Linked DNA regions of Homo sapiens: region 1 is linked to region 2. Evidence: chromatin loops called from intact Hi-C (ENCODE). Cell type or tissue: CD4-positive, alpha-beta T cell. All regions are shown on one strand. Links, peaks and the distances in the headings refer to the core of each region. The heading gives the core; the rest is flanking DNA. Region 1 has its middle 60 kb from the start of SLC38A11. Region 2 overlaps TTC21B (tetratricopeptide repeat domain 21B).

What was found. Hi-C counts contacts between places; a loop is a spot of excess contacts. Peaks named below come from ENCODE experiments on the same cell type or tissue, not always from the same donor. Only the 100,000 strongest peaks of a DNase experiment are listed, where the experiment ranks them.
Region 1: it touches region 2 in a loop (20-fold over the local background); 12 of 110 quality-filtered maps call a loop at or near these places.

The regions. Positions count from the first base shown.
Region 1 is chr2:165,010,755-165,021,171 of GRCh38, forward strand. No RefSeq gene overlaps it. Among named protein-coding and RNA genes, the nearest start is that of SLC38A11, 60 kb to the left of the region's middle. In CD4-positive, alpha-beta T cell, for the core only: CTCF peaks have their summits at 4,489 (motif pointing right) and 4,693; a DNase peak (open chromatin) is centred at 4,487.
Region 2 is chr2:165,869,115-165,879,531 of GRCh38, forward strand. It overlaps TTC21B (tetratricopeptide repeat domain 21B), which reads right to left. Exons shown (of 29, transcript NM_024753.5): 28 at 7,051-7,118; 29 at 4,248-5,718. The coding sequence ends at 5,641. It overlaps LOC100506124 (a long non-coding RNA gene), which reads right to left and starts at 2,827. Exons shown (of 4, transcript NR_045375.2): 1 at 1,683-2,827. RefSeq lists an enhancer at 5,440-5,639. In CD4-positive, alpha-beta T cell, for the core only: CTCF peaks have their summits at 5,460 and 5,660; a DNase peak (open chromatin) is centred at 5,517.

The sequences.
Region 1 (10,417 bases), core at 2,368-7,367, 860 kb before region 2:
TACCATCTGACTCAAAGCGAGGGATGGGGATGGATGGAGAGTCAAGGGCAGGAGTAAGGCAGGTTGCTATTTCAAATAGGGTGATGAGAGAAGGTTTACCAAAGAGGTGACCCAAAGGACCTGAAGGAGGTGAAAGAGTGAGCTAGGCAGGTGGAAGAGCAAGTATAAAGACCACATTTTAATACATTTTGCTTTAAGAACTTCCTACTTGAAGGCGTGTACCAGATAAATTCTTTTACCCACTAGCCCTCAGCCCCCAGGATCCATTCTTCATCCTCCATCCTTCTCCACCCTTTTTTTCTGCCACAGGAAATGGGTTGTATGGACTACATCAACAGGGAACCTTGCATGTTGGCTTACAGTTAGGTTTAGCTGATGGGGGGCGCTGGCATGTAATCAGAGAGAGGGAAATGAGTGACGTCTGTGTATTTATTCTGTCTTCTGAATAATATAGGGCATAAGGAAATAATCATTAGTCCTGTTTTAGAGAGTAAAAATCTGAAGCAGTAAAAGGTTACGTCTCTTTTGTCATGTAAGGTAACACAGTCTCAGTTTCCAGGAATTAGGCTGTGGACATCTTTGAGGGGGCCATTGTTATGTTTGTCACTCTGAGACTGACTTTCTTCCTTCAGGTGCTTCTGAGCTGCTCTGTGTGTTACTCACTCTCAGCTGGGACGTTGCTGCCTTGGTTGAGGGCTTTAATTTCTGACCACAGAATTACTAATCCTGGTCTTTGTTTCAATATTTATTGATGAATAGGGCTTAGCTCTTTCTAATTCTGCATGATTTCATTCATTCATTCAATGATTAAACTGAGTCTTATCAATTTATTTTATTGAAAGTGGTGCTATTTTCAAAAAATTCTATAAAATATTAGTTGATTATCTTATACAAATATAAATTGTTACAAGTTGGAGGAATGAAATAATTTATTTCATTTTTAGTCATTATTTGCTATCCAATGATAGGGATATTATCATTATCATTATTATGATTGTGTGGGAAGAATTGCTTTTTCCTTAGAGCCTAATCTAAAAGCAGATTTCTTTCCTGTTAGGTAATACTGTGGGACTATCTGTATAATCACCATCAAACATCACTCCTTAGCAAGGAGTTGAGAGTATTGTGGTTTCACCATGTCATGTCCAATAGTCTAAAGGTGGAAATAGGATTTCCTCAATAAGGACAAAATGGCTCAGGGCCAAAATGAAAGCATCACTCAGCACTTTTTTTTTTTTTTTACTTTTATAGTCAATGCAAAGAAAAAAATGCTAAATTCTAGGACCATTACCCTATGGAAACCATCTCTACAATATAAAATGCCTATTCAATCAGAATCATTAAAAAAATATGGAATCAGAAACTAGAGGAAAAATGAGAGTTTCATAGACAATTCCCCTTCTAGTGCAAGTGAAAACCCTGGGGCCCAGAGGGGAAGTGACTTGCCTAAGGTCAAACAATTTATTAGAACCAAACTACGACTAAACTCAATTTAATTCTTCTGACTCTCAAAGAGGAAACATACTCAAAAGATGCATGGAGTGAATTAGGCAATATGCATTGAACATTCCTATAGAAATATGGCTGTGAGGTTTAAAACAATGATGTTGCAGAAGTAATTTCTTGTAGACTTCTTGTTTTGTTTTCTGTTTTCCTATCTTTGTGACTATTGCAAAATATTACATGTATTCTTATGCATGTGTAATACAAAAGGTGCTCTTCTGGCTGGGCGTGGTGGCTTATGCCTGTAATCCCAGCACTTTGGGAGACCGAGGCAGGCGGATCACGAGGTCAGGAGATCGAGACCATCTTGGCTAACATGGTGAAACCCTGTCTCTACTAAAAATACAAAAAATTAGCCGGGCGTGATGGCGGGCGCCTGTAGTCCCAGCTACTCGGGAGGCTGAGGCAGGAGAATGGTGTGAACCCGGGAGGCGGAGCTTGCAGTGAGCCGAGCTCATGCCACTGCACTCCAGCCTCGGCAAGAGAGCGAGACTCTGTCTCAAAAAAAATAAATAAAATAAAAAATAAAAATAAAAAAAGGTATTCTTCTAGGTTCTCTTATATATAACAAACAATAGAAATGTGGTGACTGTCTTTGAAGGCTTTGGGCAAAGCCATGGGAAATTCAATTCCAATATAAATTAATACATGAAATGAACCAAATGGGTGGTTCAGGACTTCTCTATGTATGAGGAGTCATCAGTGTAACTTATAAAAGAAATAAGAAAATAAGTGAATCTTGAAGATTGATGATATGTCATGACATACGTGTCATCAGCTCAGGGAAGTAAGGATGTATAAAGAAAAAAAAGTTTGCCTAAACAGGAACAGAAGATGAAGGAATTTAGATGACTCCAAACCTCAGCTAAGTCCACATATTCCATTTTGGCCTGTTTCTAACTCATTATTCAGTGCTTCTTCTTCAGTATCCTTCTCTGTAGTCACTGAAGATGTTTAAGTGGAGATATGACATTATTAAATTAATTCTTGATGATGTTTTATTTATCAAACTGTGCTGAATGTTGTGGATTTGATTTGATTTGGAAGAGAGTCCAGATGGAAGGTGAGCAGATAAGAGGTGAAGAAAATAGTCTAAACCCAAAATATTCAGGGCAGTGGGAATGAAGACATTGTAAAGAATCAATAGACGCCATCACACAGGAATGCTCTGGACTGCCAAGCACAGCATCTCTGAGACTCTGGTCATCTGTACCCCTTTTTTCCTCTGACTGCAATAGTAGACTCTTCCTACTCCAATCAAAGACTTATCTCTCCTATGTTCTGAATGTCATCCTTTCTCACTTGCTCAAGAATATTATTACACTTTGAATCTTTTCTCTAACCTCTATGCTGACTTTCTCCCTCATTGTGGACCCTTTAAATATTCTGAAATCTCTGCCATTTTAAAAACAAAAGTTAAGCTTTTTGAAAGAAGTATCTAGGCTTGCTGCTTACAGCTCTTCAGTTATATACAATCAAACATTTTGCATTTCATGATTTTTTTTACCTTTTTTTAATTATACTTTAGGTTCTGGGATACATGTGCAGAATGTGCAGGCTTGTTACATAGGTATACATGTGCCATGGTGGTTTGCTGCATCCATCAACCTGTCATCTGCATTAGGTATTACTTCTCCTAATGCTATCCCTCCCCTAACCCCCCCACCCCCTGACAGGCCCCAGTGTGTGATGTTCCCCTTCCTGTGTCCATGTGTTCTCACTGTTCAACTCCCACTTATGAGTGAGAACATGCAGTGTTTGGTTTTCTCTTCTTGTGTTAGTTTGCTGAGAATGATGGTTTTTTAAATAAATCAGAAAATTACTCTGTTCTGGTTTTTACTTTCACTTCCTCCACACAACTATGCCTGCTAAGGTCACCAATGCTGTCCAGATCAATAAGTCAGATGGTTCTATCCTGACTTGCCTGACCTTTGAATGGCTTTCAGTACAGTTTGCTACCCATTCTGTTTAGAAACTTTCTTCTTCTGACTTCTATAATACTATGTTCTCTTCATTTTCCTCATTCTTGAGTCCTAGTCATGCTTTTTTTCTTAATCAACCCTATTTTCCCCCAAATCCATCTTTATATAACCACTTTAGCTACCATCTCTTTAGCCATAGGTAACAAATTTGCATCTCCAGCCACATCACTGTGTTTCAGCTCTAGATATGCACATCCATTTGTTTAACCAATGAATATACAACATCTTATAGGACTTCACATGCAACATGCTCAAAACAACTGAGCTCATGATTTTTTTCCTCAAAGTTTCTTCCTCTCAACTATTTCAACCAACAAAACCACCACCTGCCTATTTTTTCATGTTAGAAACCTGGGCAATCACGGATCTTCCTCAACACTTTCCTTCTCTATTCCCCAATTTCCAATCAATCACAGAATGAAGCTGGGTTTGCTTCCTAAATATCTTAAAACTGGATCTTAAACTCATTTCTGCTGCTACCACCTTAGTCTAAAAAGACTTCCATTTCTCATTTGAGCTATTGCGATTGCTTCCTAATGCTTTGCTAACTAAACAGCCTCTCTTCCACCTACAATCCATGTTCTTCATGACAGCTGCACTGTTACCTTAAAAGACCATAACACCACCAGTAATTAAGATAACTTGGATATAATTTGATTTGTGACTAGTTGCTATTTCCCATCCTTTTCCCATTTCCAGATAGGAGTGAACTAAAGTTCTTATGCTTTGCTGGGAGATTGAGGGTAGGGGGGCAAAGAGGGGAAGGCAAGCCCCATTGAGGAAACTTCAGAAATTTCTGTCTTGGGAAATGGATGAGGAAGTTCTATTCCACCAGTGTTCTTCCAGTCCAATTTCCCTACATAGTACCAACAAAACAAGAGATCCCCAGTATTGCTACTATGATCTTGGAAATCCCAGCCACAGAGCCCAGAATCATCCCTACCAATCTACCAATATTTAACCTGGAATGAACAGTTGCCACTAGGTGGCGCCAGGCTGAAGCCAGCACGCAGACCCTGACTGGCAGGAATTTGGACAGCTCTTCTGGACTCCCATAACTCACAACCTGTTGTTCTTGTAGGCTCATCCAGGTCACTTAGTTAACCTCACCATAACCAAACACTACATTTAATGGTAGTGAAAAATTCTGGACTACACCTACTGTGTTCGGAAAGAATTTTACTGTATTTTATAAACTCAAATCAGAATGTGTCACTTCCCTGTTAAAACTCTTCCATGGCTTTCTTTGCTGTTAGGATAAAATCTCATCACTTGGACCCTAAGACATAATTTTAACCTTGAATACTTATGGAAACAGGCAGTTTGCATGAACGAATGATCCACCTGCTCATAAAACTATAGAATATGATGAGGCCTGTGGTATATGTATTTCCTGTTACAAGACATTCAAATTCAATTAAGAATGAAACAGAACAAATTATAAATATTTTAACAAGGGAAAGAAAAACTTTGTCTAGCACTCCACTCTGGCCAATTCTTTATGCTCCCTGCCCATATGGCAGTTTTATGATAATGTCAAGTTCCTTCTTACCTCAGCATTTTAGAACAGACCATTCCCTCTGCCTGGAATGCTTTCCTCTTCCTTTTTATTAGTTACCAATTTCTTGTCTTATAGACATTGGTCTAAAATCACTTCATCATGGAAGCCTATCCTTTTTGTACTCTTGCCCTGAATTAGATTCCATTTCGCTGTTATAGCACACTTACCCTCTTAGCCTTTGTTCAAAGTTATGATTACTTATGAAATATCTCTCTGTTCCTTTGCATTCATCCATCAAGTCACACATGCTGTAAATCTGTATTAAGCCTCTACTTTTCCAGGAACCTCCAATGTATTGTAAATTCATGGCAAGGTTCCCAGCATTGACTAGCTGGAAAGTGAATATGGAGGAAAGAGAAAAAAAGATTAGAAAATAACTTTTGAGTGGTAAGCCTGGAAAAATGATGAGACTATAGAGAATATAGGAAAATCAGGATGGAAGCAGGTTTCAGGACAGAAGGAAATATCTTTTTATTTTCAAATTGTGAGGAGACATTCAAAGTTTGTTGAATGTATAAGAGGCTGAGAAGCCATTTGCAAATTGTCTATAGAAGTGTGAGTATGAAGCTGTGAGACTACTTAGTGACTACAATCTCGAAGGCATGGAAAAGAATTTTTTAAAAAAGAAAGGATTGGCATATTTGAAGGGCAGTCTGGAAAAGTTAGCTCAAAAATGGAAATTTTCTTCTATATTTTGTATGAAATACAAGTTGGTTTTTTAAGCTTACTTTTAAAGGAAGTAGGTATATTTAGCTTCAGTAAACAAGGAAGGTTAGATGAAGTCCCTGATGTGCATCATTCCACTAGCAAGAGAATGGTGTAACACTTCTAAGGTGAAAAAAATGTAGCAAGGTTTAGTTCTTGGCTGAGCAATATTGTTCTGTAATTGTACAAGTTGGAGACTTAATTAGCCAATTAAATCCTGCTTCTCCATCCTTCCTCTTTCTAAATATACATTTTGAGCTCTCTTCTGATGTTGAAAAAACTCTCCTGTCTTTGAAACAAGTCCTGAAAATATTATTCAGTAGAAACCCATCTGCACAGTGATTGAGTCACAACAAATCCAGATTCCTGGAATCTGTGAGAAAGGCTTGTGCTCATCACGCCATCTCTCCCTTTTCATAGTTCTACGTTGAGGTCGTCCTGAGTTTGTTTTTAAGGTATTTTCTGCGCTGCTACACACTGTCATTTCACGTGAGGGCAGCAGAGAGGCAGCGTAGAAGCCCCTGAATAGCAAATCAGAAGAGCCCGAAGCTCAAATTTTGGGCGTAGTGTTTTCAGAACACCTCTTCAAAAATTAAATCACACGTTGTTTGTATCTCCTTAAACAATCCTAGTCTATTGATTTGCCTACTCTGTTCTTTTAAAAAAAGAATCAGACCTGTATCTAAAAATAGGTAAGAACATGTGAATACAGACTTTTGCAAGAGTTGTATCTGGTTTGCCCAGAATACGTTTTCTAATTTTTCTTCGGTCGTTACAATTTGACAACAGATTTGTTTAGTAATCACGTTATTATATTGTCCTATATACTTAAGAATTATTGTTTTGAGCGTAGTCCAAGCCCTGATGCCATTTTGAAACATACGGAAGCACATTTTGATTAAATGCAGTTTGAATAAAACACTGATGAAATAACAATAGCTTTTGTATCATATTTGTGAACGGTCTTTGGCTGTATCCTAGGTGGCAATAAAAAGGTAGTGAGTCAATTTGGATATTGTGAAAAAATTATTACTATTGAATTACAGCATAGAAAGTAACATATTCCCTAGGCTTCAGGCTCCCTGTCACTTAGCACTGCCTTTGTTCTCTCTGCCCAGAATGTTATTTTCCCTACCATCATCCCAGGCCACTTTCCAGCCACGCCCATCCTTTTGCAAGACTGACTTCTGTGGGTACTGCAGGTCTCAGGGTACAGGTGCCATCTCTGGGCAGCCTTCTCCACTGCTTCTCGATTTTCTTGGCCATTCTGTGCTTCTCCTGTTTACTCCTATGGTCCTCTGTAGGCTCCTATGGGAACTATGTCTTGTTCCTAATTTTGTCTCTAGTACTTAGTACTATGTGCTTAGTAGAAGCCCGTTAAAAAACAAACAATAAATACTTAGAATCTTTATCAAGATGGTGGGAGTGGGGAATAGGAGGAGCAGAGAACTATTCAAACTGTGAAAAAGAGGTTAAAAGAGGATTTGCCACCCTGCCTATTTTAGCGTAGGGGTAGGAGTTTAACATTTGAGGCAATAGCAAAGATGATGGACATCAGTGCTTCTCAGCAAACATTTGACAATCTCAGGTAAGACCAGATAGATCTTAGGTCTATAGCTAGTCAGCTAGTCAGTCATATGACTCAATACTGGTGACAGCTAGGGGCTTAAAGGAAATAAAAACACGTTTGTGAAAATGCTTTGTGTAGGGCTAAGCACAGAGAGGAGTGAGCATCGAATGTCTGCTGAAAAACAAAAGAAGCTTAGACTTTATCGTGATCTTAGCAAAATTCTTTTCCTATAGCTTTCTGGTCGTTAAGGTGACTCCCTCAAGGGCATCAGTCTGCACTGGAAATCATTGCAGTGTGGTAGAGAGAGGGAGAGGGAGCTCTTTATAGAGAGGACTCAGCTCGCCTTCGCCTTCTTAGCATCTTGTTGCTAGGCAATAGCTCCTCTGGTGGAAGCTCATCTCCATTTTTAAAGATGGAGTGAAGTCTTGCCGAGGGAAATGCAGTTTGTACAAACTGGGCCATGTGCAAACAGTATTTTGCTCTAGTCCTGAAAACTGCTTTTCCCTATAAGGGAGACAAATCAGTCCTACTTAAATCCTGTCACTTAACAACCAGATAATATAACTCCTCTCTTTCTCTCTCTTTTCTGTAAAGCATAGACTTCCTTTTTAATCTTATTGATTTATTTTTACCTTTCCAACTATATGTCTTTCCAAATTGATTTAATGAGATTCAGCAGGGCATTGCTTGTAATAGTATTTCCCTAGACTGCTGAATTAATTTCCATTTAAAAAATTACTTTGGATCTGCAGCTCTGTCCGGCACCTAGCGTATTGCTCTTACTGCATTTTACATAATGATAAAATATAATGAGTGGTCAGTAAGAAGGGCCAATATTTAATGAATATAGTTTTTTTTAAACAAAGTGTAGATAGGTCATACTGTTTGTATATATCTGAAAAACCTATACATAATTTGCTAGACTCTAAGCTTTCAAAAACCAATATAGAATAATTATCTTTCTCAGAACTGCAAAATGTCCTTTAGACACTAAGAGCTTTGTGTATTTAATCTTTTAACCTTTTAAATTGTTGGTCAATTTAGACAGCAAAATTGGCAATTCACTTTTATTTTCTCATCTTGTAATAATGTCACAGATTTTTGGAAGCTAGTGACTAAATTCATATAGCCATGTTGTATCAGTCTCTTTTTAATTCTGAAAGTCTTGAATGTATAAATAACTTGAGAAATGTACAGATACCTTACTATGGAGTTTAAAAATTCTGTTCTAATTATTATTGTATGATTTACATAGTAGATCCCTGAATTTATAACAATGTGTTTTTTTTTTTTTTCAAATTTAATTCTGGAGAAGGTCTGACACATGATTGCCACTTCTATTAGTCCATGTTGTGTTGCTGTAAAGGAATATCTGAGGCTGAGTAACTTATAAATCAAAGAGCTTTATTTTGGCTCATGGTTCTTCAGACTGTACAAGAAGCATGGCACCAGCATCTGCTTCTGATAAGGTCTCAGGAAGCTTCCAGTCATGGTGGAAGGCGAAGTGGAGCAGGCATGTCACATGGCAAGAGAGGGAGCAAGAGAGAGAGAAGAGGAGTGCCACACTTTTAAATGGCCAGCTCTTGTGTGAAGTAATAGAGGAGAACTCACTCATTAATGTGGGCAGGGCACCACACCATTTATGAGGGTTCCACCCCCAGGATCGAAACACCTCCCACTAGGCCTCACCTCCAACATTGGAGATTACATTTCAACATGAGATTTAGAGGGGACAAATATCCAAAATAGGCCAGGTGCAGTGGCTCACGCCTATAGTCCCAGCAGTTTGGGAGACTGAGGTGAAAATATCACTTGAGCCCAGGAGGATCACGTAGTGAGCCAAGATCATGCCACTGCACTCCAGCCTGGGCGACAGAGCGAGACTCTGTCGCCAAAAAAAAAAAAAAAAAAAAAAAAAAAAATTAACCAGGTGTGGTGGCGGGTGCCTGTAGTCCCAGTTACATGGGAGGCCCAGGCAGGAGAATGGCGTGAACCTGGGAGGCGGAGCTTGTAGTGAACTGAGATCTCGCCACTGCACTCCAGCCTGGGCAACAGAGGGAGACTCCATCTCAAAAAAAAAAAAAAAAAAAAAGAAGTCCACAAACTTTGGATCTTGAGTGGGTTTAATGAGGTTGAAAGAATTTCCTGACACACTTAAGTTTTAACCTTCCTTCCTTCCCTTCCTGCCCTCCCTCCCTCCCTCCCTCCCTCCTTTCTTTCTTTCTCTCTCTCTCTCTTTCTTTCTCTCTCTCTCGTTCTTTCTTCTGTCATTCAACTTACATTTGTGGATTTCCATCTCTATTAGTTAGCCCATTTTGATAGTGATAGAATTCTAACTTGAACCAGCTTAAGCAAAAAAGGAATTGTTCATGGTAGAGCTGAACACCCCAAACCAGGGTCTGGAAAGCCAGCAGCACACTTTGTCTTACACTCTCATTTGTACTTCTCTCATTATGCTTCATCCTCTTAAACTATCTTTATCTCTGTGTCCGTACCCAGAACTTCTAGCAGCTTCCTGGATCATATCTTCCTAGTTAAAAAGAAAGGAAGGACTTCTAATTTACCAATATTTATATTACAGAAAAGGACCCAGAAGGTAATCTTGAGTCACATACCTACTGAAATACTAAATCCTGTGGCCATGAAAGCAGAGAAAGGAAAGAAATGGCAGTTTCACATGTTCAAAAGGGAAGAGCAGTGGAACAAGAATGGCAGTGGTATTGACTGCAAGGAGTACTAAGCAGATAAAACTAAAAATAACTGCTACCTCATCATTTGCAAAGTACTTTAAGAAAAATGACAAGTTAGATGTAGTCCCTGTCCATAAAGGAACACACTTTCTGAAAAGGACAACAGATTTATAAATGAGTACCTTTAATACAATGTTACTCATGCAATAATAAAAGTTGCACATGATTCTCTGGGATCTTAGGGAAGGGCAAACCATCTTTGTTAGGAAAATGATGAATTAGTCAGTGTTCCCTGTGTATGTGTGTGTATCACATATATATAATATATATGTATATTTTAACATATATATGTGTATTCATATATATTTCATATATATATAAGGGGAGTTTATTAGGAAGAATTGGC
Region 2 (10,417 bases), core at 3,095-8,094:
TGTGCAGTGCACACACTGCACGACCACACGTGGAGGCTCTGCAGGATTTCAGATATTTCCACTGGTTTTTAATTTATTATATTTGGTAGAATCATCATTAAAACTCTGTTAATGGAATAATGGACTAAAATTACAGAGGACTGGGTTTGCTCTCAATCCTTTATGTAATTGCAGGACTATGCTCTTACACATCCCCTCTGGAACTCTTACGTTCTAGTACCACTTCTGTTACCACTCCTACTACTACTTTCTGGCTTTTATTTCCATCTTTCACTTCCTGAATCTCTATCGCTGGCCATCGAAGTAATATAGATTGCATTTTGCATTAACAATTAATAGTAAAGTGTGGTATTGAGAGTTGAAATGTCAGCTTTTGTTTAGCTTCTTCTCTTCGTCTGTGTTCAGAAAAATAACTTTAAACAGCAAAAAGCAAGTTTGAGAAGGCTATTCTCTAAAAAACAACAAAAAACTTTTTTTATTGTAGAATATATGTTAATTCCAGTTAACTTTTACAATGGTAAATAAATATTTCATCACTCAGATATAACTATGTTAACAACTGGGTTTCATCTAGTTTTGTGTATTCTTATATGCATCTATAGTTTTGGCAAATGGATATATTATTATTTGAACAGTTACATTTTCCTCTTTATTCACTTATTTTGTGAGCATTTTAGCAGTTAAAATCTTTCAAAAATTTTTTTTTTCTTTTTTTTTTTTTTTTTTAGACGGAATCTCACTGTTGCCCAGGCTGGAGTGCAGTGGCGTGATCTCGGTTCACTGCAACCTCCACCTGCCAGGTTCAAGCAATTCTCCTGCCTCAGCCTCCCGAGTAGCTGGCACTACAGGTGCACACCACCATGTCCAGCTAATTTTTTGTATTTTAGTAGAGACGAGGATCCCCGTGTTGCCCAGGCTGGTTGCGAACTCCTGAGCTCAGGCAATCTGCCTGCCTCGGCCTCCCAAAGTGTTGGGATTATAGGCATGAGCCAAAAAAATTAAATACATAAATAAATCCTTGAAATAGTTTTCAATTACTACCTACTACTATATTATTGGTCAAATCTTACATATGTGACAACCTCATGTTGGATGTTTTGATAACCAAAAGCAGCAAAAAATTCAGTTACAATTTTTAAAATTGGAAACCTTTGAGAAATTTCGGAATATTTCCTGTGATAAATTTCTCTACGTGGGATCACTTGGTTAAACGAGAGACTCTTATTTTGTGCTGTTTTTAGAGAACAGCCTTCTCGAACTTGCTTTTTGCTGTTTATAAGTTATTCCCTTCAGGAAGGCTGTGCTACACTTCGATGAGCAGCGGTCTGAATGCGGTGGTTTCCTTGCACCTTTGCCAACCTTGCTTCTAAAAAAATCTGTCAGCATGAACGCTGTTGTATGATCCTATTTTAAAGCTATTCACTTGTCATCTCCAGTCGCAAACTAGGATAGCTCCTGTCAGATTCTTAATTGGTCTTTTGGTTTCCATAGTGATTCCATTATCTACTTCTACTCTAGTGCAAAGTTCAACTTGCTTCCTCAGCTGTCCATGCATAAAAGCCTTCCAGATTTGCTCTAGGTTCTTGACTTCTGGGGAAGAAAGATATTTCCTCTTGGACCCAGTTCACCATACTAGCTGAATTAAGGTCAAAAGTACATTAAACTTACAACTGTGTCCTTACCATGACGGGGGGCAGGTGTCCAGATCCCAGATCTACAGAAAATTCTTTCATTTCTGTTGTGTCCCCCTGCTTCCATCCTGAGTGTACGTCCCCAAACTTTCATTTAACATGTCATGTTCATTAGTTCCTTCAAATACTAGTTCAGAGCAGTCTGGAATCAAGACTGCCTAGTTTGAGCTCCAACTGTCACAGATCTTGGGCTTGTCACATAAGGCAATCAAATCCTTAAAGAAGAAAAAACATCAGAGGTAGTAAATGCTGCATAGAGTTTAAAAAGGATAATATGATACAGAATCACAGGATGGCTACTTGAGATTGTGGGCCTGGACATGAACACGGCCTCTTTGAGGAGGTGGTGATAAAGTGATACCTGATGGAAAGGAGCAAACCTGGAGAAGGAAGCTCAGAGACAGGAAGCGGGGGTGAAGGGAGGGACAGGAGGAAGAGAATTCTCCACTGAGGAGAGTAGGGCAAAAGCAAGCTCCAGGTGGATAAAATGAGATGCTGCATGTGGAGTCTAGCATAATGGTTGGTGGGTAGAGAGAGAGGAAAAGAGGGAAGTAGTTGAACAAAAATTAGAAGGGAAGGAAGGAGGGAAGGTGTGAATGAATGAGAATCTCAAATCCTGTAGGGCTGAGCTCTCTAGGGGACTTTACTCATCCTTTTAATCTTGCTTTGAACTGCATTTTCTCTTCTCAGTTGCAATTACTACTTTGCCCTGTTCTGCTTATAAGAGGAGCTACTATTAAGAGCCTAGTGAGTCAGATTCATTATAGGTTTTATATAAGTTCCCTTTAATCCTTACAACCTGAGGCAGGTTATTATCCTTATATGCTTGTTTATGGGTGAGAAAACTGAGGCTGAGAGTGTGTAACTTGGAGAAAGATGAAACATCTAGGTAATGGTAGAGCCAAAACTTAAATCCAGGCTGGTCTGATTTCAGATCCATGCTCTTGACTGCTACACTATAGTGCTCCTCAATTAGACTGCTCTTTAATAGTTTCTACATTTGTAACAGCTGTTCATTCCACTCAGTCCATCTTGTTCTTCATTATTTAGCTATCTCTGTGATACACCAGTTTCTTCTGCTAGCCAGATGTAGAAAAGATCACTTCTTCTTACAGAAACATTATCTCTTAGTTATAGAAGGCATCTTAATATAATAAATAAGGCAGAGGCTTTGAAGTTGACTGGGCCAGTATGGAATTCAGGTTCTGACACTTTTCTCTGTGACCCTGGGCAAATCATTTAGTCCAGGTCTCACCTTTCTTATCTGAAAAGTGGGAATATTATTTCTCTTAATAGCTGACTGAAAATTAAAAGACATAAAGTAAGGAAAGTCCCTAAAATAGCATCTAACAAATGGCAGGTGCAAAATAAATGGCTGCTTAAGAAACAAAAACAAAACCTTCCTCTCCTCTTACAGATAGGAAAACTGATTTGGAAATGTCTTGCTGAGAGAACAGATGCTCTATTTCTCTATCCAATTTCCATGATTCCAGCATCCCATGACACAAGTTCACTGGAACTACTAAAGGCATTCTGTTAATGTGATTTCTGCCTGAGTCAGCTCCGGCTGCAATAATAAAATATCATAAACTGGTGGGCTTATCAACAAAAGAAATCTGTTTCTCACAGTTCTGGAGGCTGGAAGTCTGAGATCACGGTTCCAGCACCACCAGGTTCTGGTGAGGACCCTCTTTTGGGTTGCAAATAGTTGACTTCTTATTTTGTCCTCACATGGTAGAAAGATAGCTAGAGAACTCTCTGGGATCCTCTTTTTAAGGGCACTAATCGCACTCGCAAGGGCTTCAGCCTTATGACCTAATTATTTCCTAAAGCTTCACTTCCCAATACTATCACATTAAAGACTAGGATGTCAACATACGAAGTTTGGGGTACACAAACATTCAGTCCATAGCATTGTCCTTAAAAATGTCCACTCAGGCTGAAAGATATTTCTCCACCTGAATTAAAGAAAAAGAGGTAATGTTTCACGATTCCAGATTTGTAAAACAGGGATAATAATGCCGGCATTTTAGGTTTGTGAAGATCAAATGTAAGGAATATGAAAGTATTTTAACATATATGAAGTGACTTATAAATTCTATTATTAAACATTCTATGAAATGCCATAAATAAAAGCTAGGTGACAAGGCGGCCAGATTACTTGAGGCCAGAAGTTCGAGACCAGCCTAGCCAACATGGCGAAACCCCATCTCTACTGCAGATACAAAAATTAGCCAGGCGTGGTGGCGTGTGCCTTTAGTCCCAGCTACTCAAGAAGCTGACGCAGGAGAATTGCTTGAACCCAGGAGGTAGAGGTTGCAGTGGGCCAAGATCGCACCACTGCACTCCAGCCTGGGCTACAGAGTAAGACTCTGTCTCAAAGAACAACAACAACAAAAAACCCCACAAAAAACTGTTTTGCTAAGTGAAAAGAAGAATAATTGGAATTTTATAACGTAATTGAAATTAAAGGGATTTTGAAAAATGGGAGAAATGATCAGAAACAAGAGAATGGAGTTCAAAACAAACACAGGACATTTAATAAAAAGCAGCAAATGACTTATAAATACTGTTTATTGTAAATGCAAATAAAATTGAGGACTGTGTTTACTACAATTTTAAGGAAAATTGAAAAAGATGTAGATGAGAAATTAAAAATAATGCTAAGGATTAAGTTTAGATTAGGTTAAATTTAGTGTAAGAGAGTGAAAGCTTCTATGCCAGGGTGCTGTTAAACAGAGCTGGGTAAACCGTTGCCTTCACATGGTGTGCTTTGTGACTCCCTGCTGACCAAAAGTATTTGGTCACCCTTTACCATCAAATGTTACAGTGTCTGAAATTATACCTGCAGACCAAGTCTTCTAGGCTAAGGTTAAATATCCCTAATAAGGGACCTATTTAAATTGAGGTTTCAGGACCTGATTATTTCTTAAGACCACAATGGCCTTGAAAGCAGGAAGAATGAGCTCAAGAAAGGAAAGGGAAACACACACTCTACCCTTTTCTAAAAAAGATTTTTCAATGAAAGTTACATTTTCTGTACTATACCACCACCCATTAACATTACAGAATGCAGGGGGAGCTTACCCTGATTTGCAAAACTTACCACATCTTTTGAGTTCCAAGAGGAATATAAATCATCTATTTATAAAACCTTTATTAAAATATATATTTAAAATATATATATTGTCTTTTTCATGAGTTATTTACAGGGAGATTTATTCCAATTTTTGAAACAACACAGAATACAACAAAAACAGGCTGGGTGCGGTGGCTCATGCCTGTAATCCCAGCACTTTGGGAGGCCGAGGCAGGTGGATCACAAGGTCAAGAGATCAAGCCCCTCCTGGCTAACACGGTGAAATCCCATCTCTACTAAAAATACAAAAAATTAGCCGGGTGTGATGGCACATGCCTTTAGTCCCAGCTACTCGGGAGGCTGAAGCAGGAGAATCGCGTAAACCCAGGAGGCGGAGGTTGCAGTGAGCCAAGATCGTGCCACTGCACTCCAGCCTGGGCGGCAGATCAAGGCTCTGTCTTTAAAAATAAATAAATAAATAAAAGAATATAACAAAAACACTTTAAAAGAGAACAATGCATTTTAAATATATTTCCTGAAATAATATTCCTTAGAAAAGATACAGGGTATTTAATTACCTAGATTTTAACAAAATATTCTTTATAGAAATAATTATAGTCTTTACCACAGAGTCACCAAATCTGTACCCAATCAAAACAGAGTCAAATAGACCAGCTCTCATTCAACTCCATTAGGAAACACCAATTTCACATAGTACTTCTCTTGATGTACAGCAGCAACCTCTGCTGGAGAAAAAAGGGTATACTTCTAATAACAAAGCACTGAGCTCAAACCTGTTTTGAACAGGAAGAACTGAAAGTTAGATTTCTTTCATTTCCTGTTAAACCAACACCTAAGTTAAAATTATTTTCAAGGTCTTAAAGACGCACGGGCCTTATCAAGTATATCCTTTCTGATTTTTGGATAAGTTGGATGTGCTTCAAGAACCTGCAAAACAAATAAAGAACCCATAAAAACTTGTAACTAATAATCAAAAACTACGGAGTTACAAAACTTATAAGAAATGAGCATTACAGTTAAGATTTCCTTGTACTAATACTACAACAGCTATAACACTTTTTAATGGTGGCATTTTAAATGTAACATGATGACTCCTTTATATTAATGGTAGTTAGATGAGAACAATAGAATGTAAATATCAAATGCAGAAAATATAACAAACAACTGCTTACCTAATAGATGAATTGTATAAAACAATTATGTATCAATGATTTAAAATATTTTTGTAATTTAGCTTTTCATTCATAATATCTGATAAACCCTTAGAGAGTGACTTTTATACAGCAGCACACATTAGCTTTACCTGAAATGATCTTGAGACATACGTATTTCTAGTTCTACTGAGTCTAAGAGTGGGGAGATGCTAGTTTTTTTTTTTAACTCCAAAAATGATCCTAATATATAGCCTTACATTAACACACAACCCTAACCTGACTGAAATACTGCTTTACAGAGACTCAGTAATCAACAGCAATTACTAAGGCCAAGTATTTACTGTAATGATGCTAACAGATTGCTGTGTGGGATAAGGGGCATTACAAAATTCTTTTCTAATGAACTTTTCTTGGAGGTCCTTACAATGTTTAATAGAATGTCTTATATGGAATATCAATGGGACAATGTATATATAAAGAGACTCTACAAATTCTAAAACTGTAATTTAAATATTTGTCATTTTAGTAGGTGATCATTTACTAGGGGATGAATTACAGAATGCAATTGAATGACTTCTAATAGAATTCCTTTTTATCTCTAATTGATCAGTCTGAATTCTCTAATAACCAGATTCAGACACATTCACAAGAACTTCTAATCAGAATAATGATCTGGAGAATCTATACTGTCTTCAAATATCTTCTAACTTAAAGACTACATTTTATTTAACATGTTTCTCCCACTGGTCTTTGTCTTTTTTTTTTTTTAAAGTAAAAGTCTCTTTTACTCCACCTCTTTAATCCTACTCCTTTCCATACATGTAAATATTTTATGGTTTATTGTTTAATATGTACTCTTCAGTGGTCTTTGTCTTTAAATTGACATAAACATTTTATTATTTGATCTCAAAGTAAAAACATGTTTTTTATTTAGGTGAACATCATTTTCTAAATTTCGAACACTGATAATCTCCCTAAACATACTGATAAATCATTTAACTAAAATAATGTATCCTCTATTTCTATTCACATACATCTGGAGATTTAAAAAAGTAGGAAATTGTGCATCTGAAAAATTTTAAGAAATCTAAATTTAAGTGTTTACCTGGTGACATATGTCAATTGAATCCACATATCTTTTTGCTTTTAAGTAATTAAATGCCAGTTTGTATCCTGTTAAGACAAAAACCATAAAACAGAATGATGGAGTACACTGCTACTATTACTTTTCCTTGCCTCCTCCTCTCTTTGCTTACTCACTAGAGAATGGTAAGGGAGGCTGGTGAATGAACAACCAAACTACGCTATACAGAGAAGTTGTGTGATAATAGAAGACAGAGTGACACAAAAGAAGTGTAAGAAGAAAAGAAAGTGGAGTTGGAAAAAAGGACCACAGTGAATACATTGATAGGTTAGAAAGCTGCCATCCCACAAGTGTGGTTTCTATAACTTACTAGAAAAGTCTCATTTATTTCAGGTTATAGTAAAAACTCATCATAGGGCAGTAAATGACAACACAGCCATTCATTTATACAGTACAGATTTATTTAGCACTTACACAGGCAAACTGATGCCTACAGTTATGAGGTTTGCATTCTATTAGGAGAAAAAGTACATTTTAAAATAATTGCATGAGTAAATAATTTCAAAACTGAGATAAATGTTATGAAAGAAAGATCCAGGCCAAGTGAGTTACCATAAAGAACCTGAAGGGTATCAAGAGATGTCTGAAATCTGAAGAATGAGGCATAAACTAGGCTAGGGTGGGAATCAAGGACACTCTCAGACAGAGGAAACTGCATGGATTAAGGCCAGTGGTAGGACACACAGGGAGTTAATGAACTTGGAGTATGGTGAGAAGACAGAGCACATAGGAGAGCGACACAGAGGAAGGCAGATTAGTCATCAATGACTGGTAAGAATTATCACAATTACTGATAGTGAAATGCCACACTTCTACTATCAACAATTAGAAGAATATTTAACACATTCCTCTTAATGGATGTTGTTCTCTTGTAACATGCTATAAAAATGAGAAAACTAAGAAGACAAGAAAAGTAACAGCAGCTGTGCACGCAGTAAACAAGATATAATGCAATGTAAAATAATGTGTAATAAAAAATATCTCACTCTACCTCTTAAAAATATGAAATAAGAAGTGTAAATAGTGCTCTTCAGCTCTAATAAAAGTACCAAAACAAATGTTTAAAATTTTAAATGTTTGAAAAGAATTACTGGCTAACATTATCAGATGGTAGTAAAAAGAAAGAAATAGAAATGATCTAAAATTCACACTATTTTATATATAGTCAGGCACTGCATGATGATGTTTCATTAACAACAGACCACATACATGATGGTGGTCCCAAAGATTTTTATACTGTATTTTTGCTGTACCTTTTCTATGTTTACATACACACATTGCTTATAGCATTCATGACAGTAACATGCTGTACAGGTATGTAGCCTAGGAGCAATAGGCTATACCAGATAGCCCAGGTGTGTAGTAGGATCTACCACCTAGGTTTGTGTAAGTATACTCTAAGATGTTCACACAATGATGAAATTGTCTAATGATGCATATCTCAGAAGATTTCCATTGTTAAGCGACACATGACTGCATATATATATGTGTGTATGTTTATATATGTGTGTGTATATATATGTATGTCTATATAGGTGTGTATATATATATCTCTACACACACACACATGCACACAGGCACACATGGGCAGGGCCTATGGCAGAATCTCACATCTCAGATTTTAGACAAAAATAAGAAGTTTCAGAGAGGTAAACTTAATGTCATTACCAACAAATTCTAAAATGAACTAAAAGGGTTTGTGACATTCAAAAAGTAAAGCAATTTTTAAGATGTCATGCCAAACATACTTACATGGGAACTAGTCAAGATTTCAGTTTTGGTTTGTGGTTTCTTGACTAGCTTTGGGATCTTACGCAAGTGGCTTGAGCTGTCATTTTCAGGTTTCCTCATCGCTAAAACAGGAATAACAACTCCTCCCTCTAACTCTTAGTATAATTTTAAAAATCATATAAAATACTTGTGAAATGGTTTTTAAAACCTTAGAATACCACAAAATATTAGCATTTTTTAATGTAAGCATTCACTATATTATAATCACAGAATTTTAACACTGGAAGAAACTTGATACATGACCTGGTACAAAAATTTCAGAGGAAATAAAGACCTAAGAAGGGGAAAGAAAATGTGCACTGCAGCTGCACTACACCTGCCAAACTTATTAGAACTCAACTATATGCAATCAGGAGAGACAGCGAGAGAATGCAAACATTCTACACAGTCTAATGACTGTCCTATAACCTGAGAATAGGTATGAAGGGTGAAACATGAGTAGTTTCTTCTCTCATTGGATCTCAGTTGTTCCTAGTGTGTTTCTTTTTTTCCTCGTATATATTTAAGATATACAAAATGATGTCGGTGTGTAGATGTGGGTGTGTAGATATATGTGTGTGTGTGTATATATATTTATTTATAAATGATTACTGCAGTCAAGCAAATTATCCATTCATCATTCATCCTGGTGCCTCTTATAGTGACAATATTCAACCCTGAATTCTATGGAAAGAGCATGAGCACGATTTTTTTTTTTTTTTTTTTGAGACAGAGTCTCACTCCGTCAACCAGGCTGCAGTGCAGTGGTGTGATCTCGGCTCACTGCAACCTCCACCTCTCGGGTTCAAGCAATTCTCCTGCCTCAGCCTCCTGAGTTGCTGGGATTACAGGCGCCCGCCACCATGCCCGGCTAATTTTTGTATTTTTAGTAGAGACGGAGTTTCACCATGTTGGCCAGGCTAGTTTCGAACTCCTGACCTCAGGTGATTTGCCCACCTCGGCCTCCCAAAGTGTTGGGATTACAGGTGTGAGCCACTGCGCCTGGCCATGAGCATGATTTTAAGGGTTTTCTGACAACTGAAAAAGTGAAATACATTGTTTATTTGGCCAGGCACATTGAGGGTGTTAGATGCAATGACAATCTTAAGGATGAAATTGAGGAATTAATGGAGAGCCTTAGAAAGAAATGATTACCAAAGCAAAGCTAGAGGAACTGATAAAATAATCTATAAAATACAATGATGACACAATGAAAGAACTAGTCATTTGGAATCTCTTTATTTGCTGAGGTCTTCCAAGGAATGGAATATATAAATAATTTAACTTCTATGTGCATTCCTTCTATGGAATAAAGTGTCAAAATTAATATTTTAAGGATATTTAAGGACTTTTCATTTTACCAGATGACTTTATTCTGAAAGATATATCACACCTTAGAATAAAAAATACTATAAAAATCATTAGTTTTTGTGCTTTGCACAAGTCTAGTATAGTATGAGAACAGACTCCAGGAAACTAACAGATGAGGGAAGACCTGAGCTAACAGCAGTTAGTATGAGGTTGACTCATTTGACTGCAAATCAAAATCGAATTCACA